2 separate regions of the Mus musculus genome follow, and region 1 is linked to region 2. A link is a loop called in an ENCODE intact Hi-C map of the cell type or tissue named here. Cell type or tissue: heart. All regions are shown on one strand.

Region 1 (2,500 bases), 670 kb before region 2:
AAGAAATACATCTAATGTAAAGACGTGACCATGTAAATTGCTGTTTAGCAGCCTTTAGTGACTGCTTTATCCAAATATGTGCAAATACAGGCTCTTTCATCATTCAGGTTAATGAGCTGCCACGTTTCCTGCCATGGTGAGGAGTCCAGGTGCAGCTTTAGATTTTTCTCGTTACACTTGATTGTTGATCTCACTGGACTGCCCCATGTGTCTGAGTACCAGGATGCTTGTGAGTTGTTAAAAGGACCCAGGTCTCTCCCTAAGTCCAGTCCCAACTGTTAGGCATTTGAATTCCAGAATGCCTGTTGAGCAGTCTTTAGAGGAGACACTTCAGGGCCTGGGAATCCTGTTCTATGCCCTTGTTACTGTAGGAGACCATCAGGAGACCAGCAGGATCCAGACCAACCTTGTCACAAACATGGGCTCTCTCACTTGACAGCTGACTTTCAGCAGGTTGTAGTGACATCCTTGTGATTGCTGTGCACAGGAAAGCTGTGACTCCTGCTTTCCGTGCCTTCTGGATGTGGCACTGGAATGAGGCAGTCTGCTTTGGTGTGGGCTCTAATCCCAATGCTGACACTGGAGCACAGGGCTCTGTCCTTGTTCTTTGTATCTCTGTAGCCATCACTCCCTTGGTGCCCTTATCACTTCCTTAGGTCTAATACCTTTCATATGTGTCCCACCCAGATCCATTTCTCCAGCCCAGACATTGTTCCTAAGTGTCCCTCTGCCAACCTCCCACCTAAGCAAAATATTAGTGGACATTTCAGCTCAGTATCTCCTAAACTGTCTGCCACATCCCTTCCTCACATATGCCATTGGCAGTCTTTCCTTTTTTCCTGGTGGCATCTCTATCATTTTTCTGGCACAGTCTGCATCCCTGTATAATTCCTTCCTTGTGCTTTGATAGAGCTCATTAGGAAGAGCTCTAGGTCCATCTACAGACCAGGTCCACATTATTTCCAGCATCTCCACTGCTTTTGCTGGGAGGAGGGACTGACATTTCTTTTTTTTTTTTTTTAAAGGTTTATTTATTTATTATATGTAAGTACACTGTAGCTGTCTTCAGACACTCCAGAAGAGGGCGCCAGATCTCGTTATGGATGGTTGTGAGCCACCATGTGGTTGCTGGGAATTGAACTCCAGACCTTTGGAAGAGCAGTCAGTGCTCTTAACTGCTGAGCCATCTCTCCAGCCCCGGGACTGACATTTCTATCCTTGTGGAATTTACTGCAGTGTCACAGTTCTCTTCTTAGGATATAACCAGGATAATCCTTTATACAGTAAAGTTGTTCAGGCTAGAGAGATGGCTCAGAGGTTGAATATACTGACTGTGCTTCCAGGGGTCCTGAGTTCAATTCCCAGCAACCACATGGTGGCCAACAGCCATCTGTAATGTGATCTTGGTGCCCTCTTCTGGCGTGCAGGCAGAACACTGCACATGATAAATAAATAAATAATTATATTTTTTTAAAAGAGCTAATAGAATTTAATGCTTGGGAAAAAAAGTTGTTCTGTGTTTTGCTCAAAATTCCCTCCCTCAAAGGGTTAATTCCCCCCCACCCCCCAAGTCAGGGTTTCTCTGTGTAGCTCTGGCTGTCCTGGAACTTATTCTATAGACTAGGCTGGCCTCAAACTCAGAAATTCGCCTGCCTCTGCCTCCCAAGTGCTGGGATTAAAGGTGTGCCCCTTCCCTCAAAGAAAGAAAGCTAGTAACCCCTGTCTGCCCTATGATGTCAATAACTACCTCCTGGGCATAATTTATAATCAAATGAATTACACTACTTATCTATTTCTTCCTGTTATACAGGTTGAATATGTTGTTGCTAAAATTTTTTTCTTTCTTTTTTTTTTTTTTTTTTGACTCAGGATCTTTTTATTTCATAAAAGAAAAAAAAAAAGAGAACCCAGCCACAATAATATCGATTATAACTTCAAAATCTCCCTTTCTTAAAAAAATGGTAATAAATTTAGATTTAAAGGGACATAAATTCGGAGATATATTTAGTTCACCTTCTCACCATGAATTTCAAATAAGATGGTGATCTTTTTTTTTTTTTTAAATTGGGTATTTATTTCATTTACATTTCCAATGCTATCCCAAAAGTCCCCCACACGCTCCCCACCATTGCTAAAATTTCTAATCGCCAGAGGCTTTAGTGAGTTGTAATCTTTCTGGTAGGAGTTCTTGCTTTGATGTTGATAGTTGCTGATCAAAGTGTGTCTGCTTAAAGTTGGGGTAGCTGTGGCCTTTGATTGAAACTGGGTCTCATTTTGTAGCCCAGGCTAGCCTCAAGTTCAGGATTCTCCTCTTAGACTTTCCAAGGTCTGGGGCTGTACTACTGTGACAAGCTAGGTGATAGAAGTAGACAAGACAGAATAATGTTGCTACATTAACTAAGTCTTCATTTCACAAAAGATTTCTCCTTAACAGAGCTAGGTATGGTGGTGCATATCTATAATCCCAGCAATCAAGATGCTGAGGCTGGAGGGTTGCTGT
Region 2 (2,500 bases):
TCCTCAGATCTCAGCCACGTTCCCTCACGTTTTTTATGTACCCCCAGACAGTACAAGATCCCTGCTTCCACCTCCTCCCATTCTTGGAAAGGGGGTCAAGACTCCAGCACCTCCTCTACCCCTTCTGTGCTCATTCCCAAGGTAGCTCTCGAGATGTTCCATTCCTTAGTCACCCCTCCATCTCACTTAATACAAATTCCTTCTAGCTCCTAATCCAGAAGCATTTCCTTAAAGCGCCCCATACCTGCAAGGCCAGCGACTCTTTCTGGTCCCTTAGGCAATTTCTGTATCTCCTCTGACCACACCTCCTATAGAAATGGGCCTGGCCTGGAAGGTAAATGGGCTGGTTTTACTAGATACCTTGGATTCCTCCCTTTGCCCTTCCTTTAAATCACTCTAGTTCCTATCTGGTATCAGTCTCTCTCAGGTATCAGTCTCTCTCAGTAAGTAGTCTTGCTGACCTGGCTCCCGTACCCAACCCAGATTCAAGGTTTTTGCTTTGTGTTGTTGTTGACACAGGGTCTTACTATGTAGTCCTAAGGGGCCTGGAACTTGCTATACAAGCTGGCCTCGAACTCACAGAGTTTTGCCCTCTTTGCTTCCCAAGTGCTGGGATTAAAGCCACCACACTTGCAGATTCAAGTATTAGTCATCATTCTCCCTATAAGTCCCATCCGCCACTCTTCCACCAACACCACACACCAGCCTCCCCTCAGGTCTCCATGCTGGGTTCCTTGACCAGCATAGTCTTTGTCCAAGTCCAGTTCCACAAAAGTGGTGGATCAGAGCACAAAGCGGCTCTGTGCCTTAGTGTCTTCCCATCCTGGTCGCCCTGGTCGCTAGGGGAACTGCGAGAGGACTCAAGCACCTCTGCTCTTCTTCACCCTTCTCTCTAGACTTAAAAAACGTACCATGTGTTGTTCCCCCTCTCCCCTCTTCTGCAGCTGACCTGACGCTCGACCCTCGCACAGCACACCGTGATCTGCTCATCTCCTCTGACTACCGCGGCGTGAGTCTGGCTCCACCCGGAACGCCTGCGCCGCTGGACAGCCCCGCGCGCTTTGATCAGCTCCCGGCGGTGCTGGGTGCGCAGGGCTTCGCGTCAGGCCGCCACTGCTGGGAGGTGGAGACCGCGGAAGGCGCGTCCTTCAGAGACTCTACAGCTCAGGATGAGAACGCGGGAGAGAGCTGCTACGCCGTGGGCGCTGCCGGGGAGTCCGTGACCCGCAAGGGCCTCATCAAGCTGTGCCCATCGGAGGCTATATGGGCCGTGGAGGGCCGCGGCGGCCGCTTGTGGGCGCTCACGGCTCCAGAGCCCACCCTGCTAGGTGGTGCCAGGCCCCCGCCGCAGCGCATTCGCGTGGACTTGGACTGGGAGCGGGGTCGTGTGGCCTTCTATGACGGCCGCTCATTGGACTTGCTCTTCGCCTTCCAGGCGCCGGGCCCGCTCGGGGAGCGTGTCTTCCCCCTGCTCTGCACTTGTGACCCGCGTACCCCGCTGCGTATCTTGCCTGGAGAAGCCTGAGCCTCAGGTCTCTAGCTCCTACCCTACCGCAGTAGTCCAGATGGCCTCGAGGCTACTTCTGTCCCTTGCACAAATCCCCACCTGTTTCAGTGACCTTGTCTGTAACACCTATCGGAACAGGAGTATTAATAAGCACCCTTTGTCCACTCACATTCTCCCAAATCAAAACCTCAACTGGCTTGTACATTCGTGCCTTTAAGCCAGTCTAGTCCCGAGTCTCCATGACCTAAGACCTTTTTCTTGAGTCCTCTTTCCGTACCATTCTAGGCCAGGCTAGAGAAAGAGGCTCTGTTTGTACCACCAGTGTTGGGAAACAGTCCTAATTTACCTCCAATCCCAAAAGGCTCAGGGCATGATGCACAGCAGGAAGTCTGCAGCTTCCTGCTCATGTCCACTCTGAGGATTCTCAGAGGAAAAAAAAAAGTCTTCCTAAGACATTTAACTCATAACCTAAGCCGCGCAGCTCAAACCTGAAGCCTAGAACATAAATTCTAGGATATGTATGCAAGCCAGTCTATACTCAACCTTTCATTTATGACTGTTTCCTCTGCTCGTGGCCTTTTCCCATTGAACACCCTCTTGGAACTTTATCTTGCACATAAAAGAACTAATGGTGCTACCTCCTTCCTCAACCCGGGAGCAACTCAGGCACCCCAAACATTCTGTATAGTCTCCCATCCTTCCCTTGTGTATAAATGGGCCTGTATTTAACACACTGTGCAATGTTGGGTTATTTATTTTGTGCATCTGTGGCAATAAATGAGATCTAAGTGGTGCCATGGGTTTTGCTGATTTCTGTACTGTGCACAGCCAGAGGCCTGGAGGGCAGTACCCAGATCCTAGCACCAGCCGGGGAGGGCTGAGAGAGCAAGACACCTGGGTTGGCAGACACCAAAGCCTAGGCAGGAAAGGGTAGGAGCATACTGCAGGGGCCTGTCCCCTCATCTCTTTGCTTTCTCCCTCTTTCCTTTTAGG

What was found. A loop is a pair of places that touch in the nucleus more often than their neighbours do. Peaks named below come from ENCODE experiments on the same cell type or tissue, not always from the same donor. Only the 100,000 strongest peaks of a DNase experiment are listed, where the experiment ranks them.
Region 1: a loop joins it to region 2, with 2.3 times the contacts of the local background. A loop is called at or near these places in 3 of 42 quality-filtered maps.

What each region holds. Positions count from the first base shown.
Region 1 is chr17:36,275,992-36,278,491 of GRCm38, forward strand. No RefSeq gene overlaps it. Among named protein-coding and RNA genes, the nearest start is that of Trim39, 5.8 kb to the left of the region's middle. In heart, a CTCF peak has its summit at 1,196; no DNase peak of the experiment used is centred here.
Region 2 is chr17:36,946,112-36,948,611 of GRCm38, forward strand. It overlaps Rnf39 (ring finger protein 39), which reads left to right. Exons shown (of 4, transcript NM_001099632.1): 4 at 945-1,875. The coding sequence ends at 1,525. Ppp1r11 (protein phosphatase 1, regulatory inhibitor subunit 11) reads right to left here. Exons shown (of 3, transcript NM_029632.3): 3 at 2,244-2,500. Gm33595 (a long non-coding RNA gene) reads right to left here and starts at 971. Exons shown (of 2, transcript XR_385575.3): 1 at 245-971. In heart, a CTCF peak has its summit at 1,302; a DNase peak (open chromatin) is centred at 1,290; H3K4me3 peaks cover 1,177 bases; H3K27ac peaks cover 898 bases; H3K27me3 peaks cover 869 bases.